Linked DNA regions of Homo sapiens: region 1 is linked to region 2. A link is a loop called in an ENCODE intact Hi-C map of the cell type or tissue named here. Cell type or tissue: MCF 10A. All regions are shown on one strand. Links, peaks and the distances in the headings refer to the core of each region. The heading gives the core; the rest is flanking DNA.

What was found. A loop is a pair of places that touch in the nucleus more often than their neighbours do. Peaks named below come from ENCODE experiments on the same cell type or tissue, not always from the same donor. Only the 100,000 strongest peaks of a DNase experiment are listed, where the experiment ranks them.
Region 1: a loop joins it to region 2, with 7 times the contacts of the local background. A loop is called at or near these places in 3 of 110 quality-filtered maps.

Annotation. Positions count from the first base shown.
Region 1 is chr4:746,859-751,858 of GRCh38, forward strand. The region is part of intron 8 of PCGF3 (polycomb group ring finger 3); the gene reads left to right. LOC124900163 (chloride intracellular channel protein 6-like) reads right to left here. Exons shown (of 2, transcript XM_047416474.1): 2 at 1,229-5,000. LOC124900644 (a long non-coding RNA gene) reads left to right here. Exons shown (of 2, transcript XR_007057987.1): 1 at 1-791; 2 at 849-1,326. Among named protein-coding and RNA genes, the nearest start is that of PCGF3-AS2, 25 kb to the left of the region's middle. In MCF 10A, for the core only: no CTCF peak of the experiment used is centred there; DNase peaks (open chromatin) are centred at 3,013 and 3,293.
Region 2 is chr4:596,756-608,121 of GRCh38, forward strand. The region is part of intron 1 of LOC124900162 (a long non-coding RNA gene); the gene reads left to right. Among named protein-coding and RNA genes, the nearest start is that of PDE6B, 23 kb to the right of the region's middle. In MCF 10A, for the core only: a CTCF peak has its summit at 6,077; a DNase peak (open chromatin) is centred at 6,106.

The DNA of each region.
Region 1 (5,000 bases), core at 1-5,000, 150 kb after region 2:
GGGCCCCGGGGGTCGCTGCAGTGTTAGTGTTCGCCGTGGAGGCGTGAGCAGGTGGGCGGGGCCCGGGGGTCGCTGCAGTGTTAGTGCTCGCCGTGGAGGCGTGAGCAGGTGGGCGGGGCCCGGGGTCGCTGCAGTGTTAGTGTTCGCCGTGGAGGCGTGAGCAGGTGGGCGGGGCCCGGGGGTCGCTGCAGTGTTAGTGCTCGCCGTGGAGGCGTGAGCAGGTGGGCGGGGCCCCGGGGTCGCTGCAGTGTTAGTGCTCGCCGTGGAGGCGTGAGCAGGTGGGCGGGGCCCCGGGGTCGCTGCAGTGTTAGTGCTCGCCGTGGAGGCGTGAGCAGGTGGGCGGGGCCCGGGGGTCGCTGCAGTGTTAGTGCTCGCCGTGGAGGCGTGAGCAGGTGGGCGGGGCCCCGGGGTCGCTGCAGTGTTAGTGCTCGCCGTGGAGGCGTGAGCAGGTGGGCGGGGCCCGGGGGTCGCTGCAGTGTTAGTGCTCTCCGTGGAGGCGTGAGCAGGTGGGCGGGGCCCGGGGGTCGCTGCAGTGTTAGTGCTCGCCGTGGAGGCGTGAGCAGGTGGGCGGGGCCCCGGGGGTCGCTGCAGTGTTAGTGTTCGCCGTGGAGGCGTGAGCAGGTGGGCGGGGCCCGGGGGTCGCTGCAGTGTTAGTGCTCGCCGTGGAGGCGTGAGCAGGTGGGCGGGGCCCGGGGTCGCTGCAGTGTTAGTGTTCGCCGTGGAGGCGTGAGCAGGTGGGCGGGGCCCGGGGGTCGCTGCAGTGTTAGTGCTCGCCGTGGAGGCGTGAGCAGGTGGGCGGGGCCCCGGGGTCGCTGCAGTGTTAGTGCTCGCCGTGGAGGCGTGAGCAGGTGGGCGGGGCCCCGGGCCTCCGGGACACTCCTGTATTAGTGCTCCTGTAATAGTGCAGTCCTGGGAGCACCGAGGGAGGGCTCACACCAGAAACCTTCCCTGGGGATGAAGGGAAGCAGTGACAGCCAGCACCCAAGGGCTGCTGTTTTCTTCCTCCCGACTTCTTCCTTTTTCTTTTTTTTTTTAATTACCAGAGGAACACGTGCTTAGGGTAAAGCATGGCAGATATAAAACATGGCAGGTCAGTGGCCGGCTCTGGCCTCAGCCCCATGGCCCACGTTTTGTGCCTTTTCCTCCGGGCGCGTCTCTGTGCTCCGTGAATGTTACGTGAAAGAAAGTAAAGCCTGGCAGTGTGTTGAAAGGAAAGTGAGAGTGAACGTCGAGGGCCTCTTCGTGTGTCATTTACTGTATTACCAGATGAAGACAGAAAAACTACACGGTCACAGAGATGCAGTAAAAGAATTTGATGAAATTCCATACCCACGTCTAGAGAACTTTTTTTTTTTTTTGAGATGGAGTTTTGCTCTTGTCTGCCAGGCTGGAATGCGGTGGCACCATCCCGGCTCACTGCAGCCTCTGCCTCCTGGGTTCAAGCGATTCTCCTGCCTCAGCCTCCCGAGTAGCTGGGACTACAGGCACCTGCCGCTCCGTCTGGTTAACTTTTGTATTTTTAGTAGTGACAGGGTTTCACCACGTTGGCCAGGCTGGTCTCGAACTTCTGGCCCGCCTCAGCCTCCCAAAGTGCTGGGGTTACAGGCATGAGCCACCGCGCCCAGCCAAGTAACGGAACCTTAATTTTTTAGTTTACATTTACACGTTGTTTAAAACGTTCAGTGAGCATTACAGAAATAGACACGTGTGTCCAACGTGGGATGTGATGGCGTTGCCTTGTGGGTCAGTAGAGAAGAGCGGCCAGTTCAGAGAAGGGGTCCGGAGGGGCAGGAAGCGAGGAAATCACCTTCTTCTTTCATGACCCCGGTTTCACTGCCATGCCTGGTTTCCGATGTTGACGTACCTGGTGCTTCCTCTGTTGGTGGCTTGGCGGCTCTCCTGGAACCACGCTGTTTTTCTGTCTCTGGTGTTGGTCTCGTCTGCGCGGAGGCCCCTGGGTCTTTCCTGGTTGGCCTTTGTTAGGTACTTGTCCTTACAGCAGTTCCCCAGTGGTGAGGAACCCCCTGGGATCTCGTGGAAATTCAGTTTTGGGGTCTGCTGGGTGGGCTGGTGTTCCAGAGGGGTGCAGGCTGCTGCTCCCCTTTACTCTGGTGTGGTTTTCCATGGATCGATGTAAAGCTGTGTGTGATGTCCTCCTCCAGTTTAATCTCTGTTTTGCAGTTTTAAATTTATATCAGTGTTTACTTTTACTAATATTTACCTTTTCTTTTGATCCTTGACGTGCTAAAGATTTATTTGTTGCTTTCAAAAGGGCCAATTTTTTTAAATTGATCAAATATTGAATTTTGTTTTTTTCTTTTTTGAGATGAAGTTTTGCTCTTGTTGCCCAGGCTGGAGTGCAATGGCACGATCTCGGCTCACTGCAACCTCTGCCTCCCATGTTCAAGCGATTATCCTGCCTCAGCCTCCCAAGTAGCTGGGATTACAGGCATGCGCCACCACGCCTGGCTAATTTTGAATTTTTAGTAGAGATGGGGTTTCTCCATGTTGGTCAGGCTGATCTTGAACTCTTGACCTCGGGTGATCCACCCACCTCAGCCTCCCAAAGTTCTAGAATTACAGGCATGAGCCACCATGCCCTGCTGAATTTTCTTTCCTTTTTTTTTTTTTTTTTTTTTTTTGAGACAGTCTCACTTTGTCGCCAGGCTGGAGTGTGGAGTGCAGTGGCACAATCTTGGCTCACTGCAACCTCTGCCTCCTGGGTTCAAGCGATTCTCCTGCTTCAGCCTCCTAAGTAGCTGGGATTACAGGCACACCCCACCACACCCGGCTAATTTTTATATTTTTAGTAGAAATGGGGTTTCACCATGTTGGCCAGGCTGGTCTTGAACTCCTGACCTCGTGATCCACCTGCCTCGGCTTCCCAAAGTGTGAGTCACTGCACCCAGCCTTGCTGAATTTTCTTAAAACTTTTTTTTTTCTGACATCTTGAGTTAAAAGTCTTTTGTTATTCTTTGAGACGGGATCTGGCTCTCTCACCCAACCTGGAGTGCAATGGTGCAATCACAGCTCCCTGTACCCTCTGCCTCCTGGGCTCCTGCCCAAGCCTCCAGAGTAGCAGACACTGTTGGCAGATCACACCAGTTAACTTTTTTAATTTTTTGTAGAGATGGATGGAGTCTTGCTGTGTTGCCTAGGCCGGTCTGAACTCCTGGGCTGAAGCAGTCCACCTGCCTCAGTCTCCCAAAGTGCCAGGATTCCAGGCGTGAGCCCACGTGCCCGCCAAGTCTTTGTAAGCGCATTTCCGGCTGTGTTTCCTGTGTGCTCCTGGCTGCTCCCTGCGGACTTTGATGAATAATATTTTCACTGGCATTCATTTCTAAAGAAGCTGTAATTTCATCAGAGTTCCTTTTTAATCGAGAAGTTTGTTCTGAAACATTTGAGTAACGTGGCCTTTTTGGGTTCCATCCACTCCTCTTTCTAGTCTCCTTCCCGGGCGGTCAGGGAGTGTTGTCTACACGGATCTCTGCCTTGGGGGATTGAGATCTTCTTGCTTGTTCACTTGGGTGCAGATTTTCCAGGGGTCCTGGGGTGATTTTCCTTTGGCTGAGTTTGCTGGTTGGTGTGGTGGGTAAACAAGCGGACCCCGGGGGCCAGTTGCCCACGTCCTGCTCTGCCTTTAGCCAGGGTGTGGCCCTTCACAAGTGACCTACCTCTGCCTCAGTTTCTCTGTCTGTGGCGTGAGGTGGTGGTGAGATTGCCTCGAGGTTTTTATGAAGATTAAATGATTTCCTATTTGTGAGGCACTTTGAGGTGTTAAGTTGAATGAATGAGAAACAAGCAGGCAGCCTGGGAGATTGTGAACTCCGACATCCAAGTCCGGTCGTTTTTCTTGTGGATTCTTGTTTTCTCCGTGTCTCTGTAACCTCGCGGTGTTGCTTAGGAGCCGTGCTGCTGGCTATGCAGGCTGATGGTTCTTACGTAGTTTTGATGACTTGCACCTTTTGCCAGTGTGGATTCTTTTTTTTTCTTTTTTCCTGTTCAGTGTGTTTTCGCTCTAACCCCCGATTCTCTTGTACTAACATCGCTACAGTTGCTGTTGGTCTCTGCTTCCACCCTCCCTGTCATTTGTTTCAGCTGTGTTACGGAGGCCTTTGCTTTGCTTTTTTGCACACATCTCAGGTTCTCTTTGATAGGAGAGTTTAACCCGTTGTCTTTGTTGTGAGAATACATTTTTTCCCCTCTCCATGAGGGCTTGGATCCGGTTTTGGTGTCTTCTTTCTCTGCTCTAATGGTTTGGGAATTTTGCATTCTCTTTCTGTTCTTCTTGTGGCTGCCCTTAAACTTGGATTCCGTGTCCGTTTGTGGGATTATCCGCGTCTATAACTTCGTGATGAGTTCCTGATCTCCGTCTTCCAAAACTTGGGAAGTCATCCGAGGGTTTGTTCCAGATTGTTTTGGGTAATTTTAAAATTTTATTTCACACTAATTTTATTCTAGGAATCGCTTCTTCATCTTACTGAAGTTTTGATGCGACGTTATAGTTATTTAGGCTTAACGGGAGGTTGCATGGGTTTTGTGGCCGTTTCTGGTGTCTTCCTGGTGTGTTTGGATTTGTGCTTCGCCACGTCCGCACGTCACTTCTGAGCCCAGTGCGGTGGCCCCTGAGCTCCTGCCGGTCACGGGCTGTGTGTTGTCCCCCTCACACCAGAGACAGTCGTTTCTTCTCTTAACTCTTAAGCCCTCCTCAGTCACTCGGATGAACTGATTAAATTCTGTGCTTTTAATACTAAGCATTAAAAAAAAAAAAACATATGAGGGAAGCACCTGCCACCCAGGCCCATGTTTCTGCTCTCAGCCTTGTGCCCTCCCCCGGTGGCCCCTCCAAAGGGCATGAAGCTGTGGATGCTGTGCCTGTGCCTGGAGGCTCTGGCCCTCCCACCCCTGGCTGGGCTCCAGCTCTAGGTTTGTTCAGCAGCCAACTCAGAGCAGCCGAGGCTCAGGGTGGCATCAGCCGGCCGCGCTGGCTTCACAGCCGA
Region 2 (11,366 bases), core at 3,411-8,410:
TTCAGTTCAGCTCTGATCTTGGTTATTTCTTGTCTTCTGCTAGCTTTGGGTGGGGCTTGTTTGCTCTTGGTTCTCTAGTTCTTTTAGTTGAGATGTTAGGTTGTTAACTTGAGATTTTTCTAGCTTTTCAGTGTGGGCATTTAGTGCTATAAATTTCCCTAACACTATTTTAGCTGTGTCTCAGAGATTCTGGTACATTGTCTCTTGTTCTCACTAGTTTCAAAGAACTTCTTGATTTCTGCCTTAATTTCATTATTAAGAGTCATTCAGGAGCAGGTTGTTCAGTTTCCATGTAGTTCAGTGGTTTTGAGTGAATTTCTTAATCTTGAGTTCTAATTTGATTGCACTGTGGTCTGAGAGACTATTATGATTTCAGTTCTTTTCCATCTGATGAGTTGTGTTTTGCTTCCAATTATGTGATCAATTTTAAAGTAAGTGCCATGTGGCAATGAGACGAATGTGTATTCTGTTATTTTGGGGTGGATAATTCTGTAGGTATCTATCAGATCCACTTGATCCAGAGCTGAGTTTAGGTCCTGAATATCTTTGTTAATTTTCTGTCAATGATCTGTCTAATATTGTCAGTGGGGTGTTAAAGTCTTCCACTATTATTGTGTGAGAATCTAAGGCTCTTTGTAGATCTCTAAGAACTTCCTTTATGAATCTAGGTGCTCCTGTATTTGATGCATATATATTTAGGATAGTTAGTTCTTGTTGAAATGAACCCTTTACCATTGTGTAATGCCCTTCTTTGTCTTTTTTGCTTTTTGTTGGTTTAAAGTCTGTTTTGTCGAAAACTAGGACTGCAACCTCTGTTTTTTTCTGTTTTCCATTTGCTTGGTAAATTTTTATCCATCCTTTTATTTTGAGCCTACATGTATCTTTGCATGTGAGGTGGGTCTCTTTATTTTATTATTATTATTTATTTTTTTTTTTTAGATGGAGTCTCACTCCGTCACCCAGGCTGGAGTGCAGTGGCATGATCTCAGCTCACTGCAAGCTCTGCTTCCCGGTTCATGCCATTCTCCTGCCTTAGCCTCCTGAGTAGCTGGGACTACAGGCACCTGCCACCACGCCCGGCTAATTTTTTGTATTTTTTTCTGATGGGTCTTGGCTCTTTGTCCAGCTTGCTACTCTGTGTCTTTTAATTGGGGCATTTAGCCCATTTACATTTAAGGTTAATATTGTTTTGTGTGGATTTGATCCTGTCATCATGATGCTAGATGGTTATTTTGCAGACTTGCTTATGTGGTTGCCTCATAGTGTCACTGGTCTGTGTATTTCAGTGTGTCTTTATAGTGGCTGGTAACAGTTTTTCCTTTCCACATTTAGTGCTTCCTTCAGGAGCTCTTGCAAGGTAGGCCTGGTGGTGACGAATTCTCTCAGCATTTGCTCGTCTGAAAAAGATCTTATTTCTCCTTTGCTTATGACACTGGGTTTGGCTGGATATGAAATTCTGGGTTGGAAATTCTTTTCTTTAAGAATGTTGAATATTGGCCCCCAATCTCTTCTGGCTTGTAGGGTTTCCAGTGAGAGGCCCACTGTTAGTCTGATGAGTTTCCCTCTGTAGGTGGCCTGGCCTTTCTCTCTGGCTGCTCTTAACACTTTTTCTTTCATTTCAACCTCGGAGAATCTGATGATTATTTGTCTTGGGGTTGATCTTCTCATACAGTATCTTACTGGGGTTCTCTGCATTTCCTGAATTTGAATGTTGGCCTGTCTTGCCAGGTTGGGGAAGTTCTCCTGGATGATATCCTAAAGTATGTTTTCCAATTTGGTTCCATTCTCTCCATTTCTTTCAGGTACCCCACTCAGCTGTAGGTTTGGTCTCTTTACATAATCCCGCATTTCCCAGAGGTTTTTTTCATTGCTTTTCATTCTTGTTTTTTTCTGTTCTTGTCTGCCTATCTTACTTCAGAAATATAGTCTTCAGGCTCTAAGATTCTTTCTTCTACCTGGCCTATTCTGCTATGGGTACCCGTGGTTGCATTGAGAAGTTCTCAGGTTGTTTTCAGCTCCATCAGGTCAGTTGTGTTTCTCTCTAAACCGGGTATTCTGGCTGTCAGCTCCTGTACTGTCTTATCGTGATTCTTAGCTTCTTTGCGTTGGGTTACAAACGCTCCTTTAGCTCAGCGAAGTTTGTTATTACCCACCTTCTGAAGCCTGCTTCTGTCAGTTCAGCCATCTCAGCCTTAGCCCAGTTCTGTACCCTTGCTGTAGAGGTGTTGCAGTCATTTGGAGGAGAAGAGGCACGCTGAGTTTTCAGCATTTTTGCATTGATTTTTCCTCATCTTTGTGGGCTTATCTACCTTCAATCTTTGAGGTTGCTAACCTTTGAATGGGGTTTTTGTGGGGACTTTTTTGCTGACGTTGTTGTTATTTTGTTTGTTTTCTTGTAACAGTCAGGCCACTCTACCATAAGATGGCTGCAGTTTGCTGGGGTCCACTCCAGACCCTAGTTGCCTTGGTTTTTCCCATACCTGGAGGTATCTGAGAAACAGCAAAGATGACAGCCACCTCCTTCCTCTGGAAGCTCTGTCCTCGGGGGGTACTGACCTGTTGCCAGCCTGAACACACGTGCAGGAGGTGGCTGTAGACACCTGTTGGGGGATCTCAGCTAGTCAGGAGAAATGGGATCAGGGACCTGCTTAAAGAAGCAGTCCTGGCTGGGCGCAGTGGCTCACGCCTGTAATCCCAGCAGTTTGGGAGGCCGAGGCTGGCGGATCACGAGGTCAGGAGATCGAGACCATCCTGGCTAACACAGTGAAACCTCGCCTCTACTAAAAATACAAAAATTTAGCCAGGTGTGGTGGCGGGTGCCTGTAGTCCCAGCTACTCGGGAGGCTGAGGCAGGAGAATGGTGTGAACCCGGGAGGCGGAGCTTGCAGTGAGCCGAGATCGCGCCACGTCACCTCCAGCCTGGGCGACAGAACAAGACTCCATCTCAAAAAAAAAGAAGCAGTCCTGCTGCTTTTTCATAGAGCAGGTGCGCTGCGTTTTGTTGCGGGGGGGAGGGGGTGGTCCTTCCTCATCCAGACCATTTGTATTCTCCAAAGCTGGCAGGCTGGAATGACTAAGTCAACCAAACTGCAGAGATGGTGGCTGCCCCTCCCCACAGGAGCTCCATCCCAAGGAGAGATCAGAGCTCTATCCATAGAACCCTGGCTGGAGTGGCTGAAGCCCCTGCAGGGAGGACCCACGCAGTGAGGGGAAGCGGATGGGATCACAATTAAAGAAGCACTTTGGCCACGATCTGGCAAGGCAGCTGTGCTGCCTGTGGGGGACCCCTTCTCATCTGGACCATTCGTATTCTCCAAAGTCTGCAGGCTGGAACGGCTGAGTCTACCCAATTGCAGAGATGGCAGCCACCCCTGCCCTGGGAACTCGGACCCTTCTCAGGCAGAGTCCAGCCTGTTGCTGTTGGCTGGCTGGGATTCCAAGCCAGTGGGTCTTAACTTGTGATGTGCCATGGAAGTGAGGACTGCGGAATGATTCTGCTTGGCTCCGTGGAGTCAGCCCTCTTCCCAGGAATCTGGAAGGATGGATTTCCCACCTTGCCAGGGATCCTGGGGCCGGAGTATGTAAAACGCCTGGGTCTCTGTGTGTGGCTGAGTGGCTGCTCTGCTGAAAGTTCCACAAAGCTCTGTGTATCGGGCCCAAGGCACTGGTGGTGGGGCCTCATCAAGGGATCTCCTGATCCACAGTTGCAAAGATCCATGGGAGAAGCATGATTTCCCAGCAGGGTCCACAATCACTCACCACTTCCTTGGCTGGCAGTGGAGGTTCCTTTGGCTCCGTGCCACTGCTGAGTGGGCCATTGACCCTCCTACCACTTCTTTTCATTCTCCATGGGTCGAGTTGTTTGCCTAGTTAGTCCCAATATGAGAACCTGGATATTTCAGTCGAAGGTGCTGAATTCACTCACCCCTTTTCATTCTTCTCTGTAAGCGCCTCAGACCGCAGCTGTTTCTAATCAGCCGTCTTGGATTCACCTGAAGGTTATTTTAAAGTCATCTAGTTTCATGGCTTTAAGAAACACCTGTATTTTGGCTACTCCCAAATTCATATTTCAGCTCAGATCTTTCCCTGGGCCTCCAGATAAGACAGAGCTGCGTGTCCAACATCTCCCTCAGGGTATCCAACAGGCACCCACCCATAACATGGAAACTCAAGTGTCTGTTCTGCTCACACAGATCAGACCCACCCTGTTGTCCCCTGTTTGGGGACTGGAAACCCCAACTTTGCTCTGGCCAGAAATCTCGGGGACATCCTCTATGCCCCTCACCCACAGCCAGGCAGCAAATTCTGTGGCCTCCAACCTCGACGTGCATTGGAGCCTGACGGACCCCTGCATTTCTGACCTGGGTGCTGAAGGAGCCACCCCTCATCTTCAGTCTATTCCAAAGGAGCAGCCACAATTAGCCTTCAAAATTTTAAGTCAAGTACATCATCCTGTGCTCAAAATGGCTTTGGGCTCATTCGGAGTAAAAGCTGAAGTCACTAAAAGAGACTGAGTCACTGTGTGAGCTTGTCTCTTTCCACCCCCAGTCCTGCGTCAGCCTCCGCCTCTGACAGCCACAGGGCTGCCCCTCCCCCTCTTCATGTCTTTACCCAAACATCGCGCAGGGAGGCCTTCTCTGACTCAAAGTGCACCCCCAGGGCCCCCAGTCTCTTTTCTCAGCTCTATTTTTCCCATAAAGGAATCACTCTTGTGTTGTAGAAGTCACTTGTGTGCGATGTTTATCCTTCCCATAAGCTCTGGAAGACAGTTTTGTCTCTTTTGTTCACTGATGATTCCAGGAGGAAGAACAGTGTCTAGCACAAGGCAGGTGCTCCATGAGTATTTGTGGAATGAACTAAACAGTTTAAGTAATTAGAATCCATGAATGGAACCCTTAAGCTATTTGCTAGGATGGGCTGTGGTGAAACACCCTTCATTACCCAAATCCTCAGCACACCTGCTACTCACCAGTGTCGCTGACGGGAGTGAGGGGCAGGGCCTGGTGTCCAGGCCGGGGGTGCTGGATTTTGTTCTGCTCACACAGATCAGACCCACCCTGTTTCCCCCTGTTTGGGGACTGGAAACCCCAACCTTGCCCTGGCCAGAAACCTCAGGGACATCTTCTGTGTACTGGGAGACTCCCAGAAAGTACTGGGAGACTGCTAGGATGTCTTGATCAGGAAAATGACGGGACCAGGTCGGTCGTTTCAGAAAAATCTCACTGGCCACAGCATGGAAGAAGGATGGGGTGGACAAGGCTGAGGCTTGGGCCATTCTTGCCCCTTGGTCTCCACACGCGCCTCTGCCTTGCTTCTGCTGAGACCTGGGCACTGGCAGCCGCCCTGCTGGGCGGATCAAGGCAGCGAAAGCATTTGTTCTCCAAAATGCTGATGGGAGATGGCTTGCCCCAGCCACCTTGGTTGTGAAAGAGGAATTTCAAAAGCAGTTGCCGAGGATCCCACTAGGCTTCAAGAACACGTGGCCTCTCTCAAATTCAAGGCGCCAAAGTGGGGGCAGACTGAAGGGACGTGAGGGAGCCCCACAGGACAGACGGGGGCAAGCGGCCCGGCCACTGGGGCTGCCTCTGCCCAGTCACCTCCCTCCTCCGGCCTTCGTTCTGCTCCTTTCTACCCAAGGTCGGCCACTCCCCTGCCCTATAAAAACCCACCCATGTCCCCGTCAAGGGCAGCAGGCACCCCAGGCTGCTAAGACGTGCACTCTGAGCGCCTTCCCAGCCCAGGGACTGTCCCCAAGGTCCAGCTGCCCAGGGGCCCTGAGCAGCCACTCCCACTTCTTGTCATCACAACCGCTTAAGGACCTGCAGATGAGGGCATCCTATCCCACCCCAGCCCTGGGGGCCATGTTCAGGCCAGGAGAAGCCACCAAACACTGCCACCATCTTCCTGGCTCCAGAGGCTCTGTGCCAACACCAGGCCCCCTTGGGCCCACCTAGCCCACAGACCTTGGAGGCAGGTGCACGAGCAGGTGCATCCATCCCATGGACTCTGATGGGCTGTCAGGAAGGACGCAGGTAGAGCCCAGGTCCTGCCCAGCAGGTGCAGTTCCAAGGCTGCCTCTGGGTGGCGTGCTTGGACCAGTCAGGTGCCCTGTGTTCACCTAACACCGCAGAACCGGCTTCCAGCTGCCAGGGCGATGCAAGCCTGTAGAAGCACAGATGCGGTCATTCCTCAGCCCTACCCAGGCCTTGAGAGTGGAGGGTCAGGGGCCTCTGCACAAAGGCTTTGATCCCCCAAATACACACAGACCCCCACTTTCCTTGTTAGTTTTCTAACACTTCCATAGCAAGCTACCACAGACTAGGTAGCTTCAGCAGCAGAAATGTGTCCTCTGACCATTCTGAAGGCTGAGAGTCTGGGATGAAGACGTTGACGGGTGTGGTCTCCGCAGAAGTCTCTCTCCTTGGTCTGCAGACAGCTGCTCTCTTGCTGCCTCTTCACATGGTCTTCCCTCCACGCGGGCTCACCCAGGGGACTCTGTGTGACCTGGTCTCCTCGTCTTATAGGAATGCCAGCCATGTTGAATTAGAGCCCCACATTCATGCCTCATTTCTACTTAATCACCTCTTTATTTTTAAAATTTATTTATTTATTTATTTTATTTTTTTTGAGACTGAGTCTCATTCTGTTGCCCAGGCTGCAGTGCAGTGGCATGATCTCAGCTCACTGCAACCTCCACCTTCCGGGTTCAAGCGATTCTTCTGCCTCAGCCTCCCGAGTAGCTGGGATTACAGGTGCACGCTATCACGCCCAACTGATTTTTTGTATTTTAGTAGAGACAGGGTTTCACCATGTTGGCTGGTCTTGAACTCCTGAGCTCAGGCAATCCGCCTGCCTCGGCCTCCCAAAGTGCTGGGATTACAGGCGCGAGCCACCGTACCCGGCCTCCCAAAGTGCTGCGATTACAGGTGCGGGCCACCGTACCCGGCCTAAATTACCTCTTTAAAGGTCTTACCTTCAAATAACGATCACGTCATGAGGTACTGGGGGCTGGGATTTCAACATATGAATTTTGTGGGACACAATTTCAATCCATAACACTGACGTAAGGTTCTTGCACTGTATGTGAAGTGGTATAATATGTAAATGTGACAATTCGTAGAGAAAGAAATGTCTTTTCAACCAGTGATGCTGGAACTATTGAATATGCATGTGCAAAAAGAAAAAGAGAGCCTCGATCTATACCCGGACCACATATAAAAATAACTCAAAATGTACTGCAGACGTAAATGTCACACCTAAGACTACACAGTTGCTAGAAGTAAACCTAAGCGAACATTTCTGTGATCTTGAGTGGACAAAGATTTTTTAGCTGTGATTTCAAAAGCATCATCTATAAAAACAATAAACCAGCCTTCATCAGCATTAAAAGCATCTGCTCTTGGGAAGACACTGTTAACAGAATAAAAAGGCAATTCATAGACTGGAAGAAAGTATTTTAAAATCACATATCTGATAAAGGATTTATGTCTGGAATATATAAAGAACAAAATGCATTACAGCACCCCCCACCACACGCTTGTCTGTGGTTCCACTTTGTGTGGTTTCAGTTACCAGCAGTAAACTGTGGTCGGAAAATATTACATGCAACAAGATATTTTGAGAGAGAGAGACAGAGCCCACATTCACGTAACTTTTATTACAGTTTACTGTTATAATTGTTCTATTTTATTATTATTTTTAGTCTCTTATTTTGCCTAGTTTGTACATTAAACTTTATCATAGGTATATATTTATAGGAAAAAATGTAGTATGTATAAAGTTCAGAGTTCAGTACTATCCATGGTTTCAAGCATTCATTGGGGGGTCTTGGAATGTATACCCAGCAGATAAGGAGAAACTGCTGTCATAAGTAAACAAACAATCCAATTTGTTTTGAGGTTTGGGTTTTTTTGTTTAGAGACAGGGTATCATTCTCTTGCCAAGGCTGGAGTGCAGTGACACCACCATAGCCCAGTGAAGCCGTAACATTCCAGGCTCAAGCAATTCACCCACTTCTGCTTCCCAAGTAGCTGGAACTACAGGTGTACACCATCGCACCCAGCTAATTTTTTTTTTTTTTTGCAGAGATGGGGTCTCACTATGTTGCCCAAGCTGGTCTCAAACTCCTGGGTTCAAATGATCCACCCTCCTTGGCCTCCCAAAGTGCTGGGATTACAGGCATGAACCACCATGTGCAGCCACAACCCAATTTTAAATAAGGACATAGATTTTAAAGGATGTGGGCCACTTTGTTTTATTGTGTTCACCTTTTTTTTTTTTTTTTTTTTTTTTTGAGACGGAGTCTCGCTCTGTCGCCCAGGCTGGAGTGCAGTGGCGCTATCTCAGCTCACTGCAAGCTCCGCCTCCCGGGTTCACGCCATTCTTCTGCCTCAGCCTCCCGAGTAGCTGGGACTACAGGCACCCGCCACCACGCCCGCCTAATTTTTTGTACTTTTAGTAGAGACGGGGTTTCACCGTGTTAGCCAGGGTGGTCTCAATCTCCTGACCTCGTGAGCTGCCCGTCTCGGCCTCCCAAAGTGCTGGGATTACAGGTGTGAGCCACCGCACCCGGCCTATTGTGTTCACTTTCCTGCACTTTGCAGATACCGCATGTTTGACTGTTGAAGGTCTGTGGCCGCCCCGCGTTGAGCAAGCCCACCTGTGCCGTGTTTCCAACGGCGTGTGCTCGCTCACATCTCTCAGTCACACGTTAGTAATTTTGCAATGTGTTGAACTTTATTATGATTGTATCTTTTGTGGTGGTCTGTGGTTGGTGATCTTTGGAGTTACTTGGTCATCGTTTTAGGGCTCCATGAACCACGCATATAAGAAAGTGAACTTAATTGATAAGTGCTGTGTGTGTTCTGACTGCTCCATGGACCAGCCATTCCTCCCTCTCTCCCTTTCCTTGGGCCTCGCTATTCCCTGAGAAACAGCAATTTGAAATTAGGCCAACCAATAACCCTACAGTGACCTCTAAGTCCTCAAGTGAATGGTCAATCACAAGCTAGACATGATTAGACTCAGTGAGAAAGGCATGTTGAAAGCCGAGACAGGTGGAAATCTAGGCTCGTGCACCAAGCACTGAGTCAACCTGTGAATGCAAAAAAGAAGTTCTTGAAGGAGATTAAAAGTGCTACCCCGTGGAACACGTGAATAAGGAAGCGAAACAGCCAAATCACTGAGAGGGAGAAAGTTTTAATGGCCTAGATGGAATGATCAAACCACCCACAACATTCCCTTAAGCCAGGGGTCCCCAACCCCCAGGCCACACAGCAGGAGGTGAGTGGCAGGAGAGTCAGATCAGCAGCAGCATTAGATTCTCAGAACCGTGCAAACCCTACTGTGAACTGCGCGTGCGAGGGATCGAGGTTGCGCACTCCTTGTGAGGATCTAACTATCGCCTGATGATCTGAGGTGGAACAGCTTCATCCCAAACCTTCCCCCCGACGCCTAGTCTGTGGAAAAATTGTCTTCCACAAAACCGGCCCTTGGTGCCAAGAAGGCTGGAGCCAAAGCCTTAAGCCAAAGCCTAATCCAGAGCAAGGCCCCGACTCTTAAATCCTGTGGAGGCTGAGAGAGGTGAGGAAGCTGCAGAAGAAAAAGTCTGAAGCAAACAGAGATGGGTTTGTGAGGTTTAAGGAAAGAAATCATCTCCATAACGTGAAAGTTCAAGGGAGGCAGCAGGTACTGATGGAGAAGCTGCAGTAAGTTACCCGGAACATCCAGCTGAGATCATGGATGAAGGTGGCCACGCTACACAGACCTTTTATGTAGACAACATAGTTTTCTGTTGGAAGAAGATGCCATCTGAGACTTTTATAGCTGGAGAGAAGCCAGTGCCTGGCGTCGAAGCTTCATAGGACAGGCTGAGCCTCTTGTGAGGGGCTAATGCAGCTGGTGGCCTCAGATTGAAGCCAGTGTTCATTCACCATTCAGAAAATCCTAGAGCCCTTAAGAATTATACCACATGCACTCTGCCTGCTCTAGAAATGGAGCAACAAGGCCTGGATGGCAGCACATGTGCTCCCGATGGTTTACGGAATCCATTAAGCCCACTATTGAGAGCTACTGCTCGGGAAAAACAAGATTCTTTTCATAATATTACTATGAGTCTGGGCATGATGGTTCACGCTTGTAATCCCAGAACTTTGGGAAACTGAGGCAGGAGGATCACTTGAGCCTAGGAATTTGAGACCAGCCTGAGCAACATAAGGAGACCCTATCTTTATAAAAAATTTTAAAATTAGCCAGGTATGGTAGCTTATGCCTGTGGGCTCAGCTACTCAGGAGGCTGAGGTGGGAGGATCACTTGAGCCAGGGAGGTCAAAGCTGCAGTCAGCCAGGATCACACCACTGCACTCCAGCCTTGGTGACAGTGACACCCTGTCTGAAAATACATACGTATATTCGTTGACAATGCACCTAGTTCCCAGAGCTCTAACAGAGACATACACAGAGTCATGCTGCTTTCGTGGCTGCTAAAACAACATCCATTCTGCAGCCCTTGGATCAAGGAGTTGTGTCGACTTCCAAGTCTTACTATTTAAGAAACACATTTCTGGCCGGGCATGATGGCTTACGCCTGTAATCCTAGCACTTTGGAAGTCCAAGGCGGGTGGATCACCTGAGGTCAGGAGTTCAAGACCAGCCTGACCAACATGGTGTGAAACCCTGTCTCTACTAAAAATACAAAAATTAGCCAAGCATGGTGGCAGGTGCCTGTGATCCCAGCTACTCAAGAGGCTGAGGCAGGAGAATCACTTGAACCCGGAAGGCAGAGGTTTCAGTGAGCACCACTGCACTCCAACCTGGGCGACAGAGCAAGACTTTGTCAAAAAAAAAAAAAAACATTTCTAAGGCTATAGCAACCATAGACAGTGATTCCTATGATGGATCTGGCTAAAGTTCACTGAAAACCTTCTGGAAAGGATTCACCATTCTAGATGACATTAAGAACACTGACAATTCATGGGAGGACATAAAAATATCAACGTGAACAGGATTTGGGAGAAGCTGATCTCAAGCCTCAAGGATGACTTTGAGAACCTGAAGACTTCAGTGGAGGAAGTCACTGCAGATGTGGTGGAAACAGCAAGAGAACTAGAATTAGAAGTGGACCCTGAGGATGGGACTGAATTGCTGCAATCTCATGATAAATTTTTTTTTTTTTTTGAGATCAAGTCTTGCTCTGTCGCCCAGGCTAGAGTGCAGTGGCGCAACCATGGTTCACTGCAACCTCTACCCATAGGTTCAAGTGAGTCTTGTGACTCAGCCACACAAGTAGCTTGGATTACGGGCGCCCACCACTACACCTGGCTAATTTTTGTATTTTTAGTAGAGACGGGGTTTCGCCATGTTTTCCA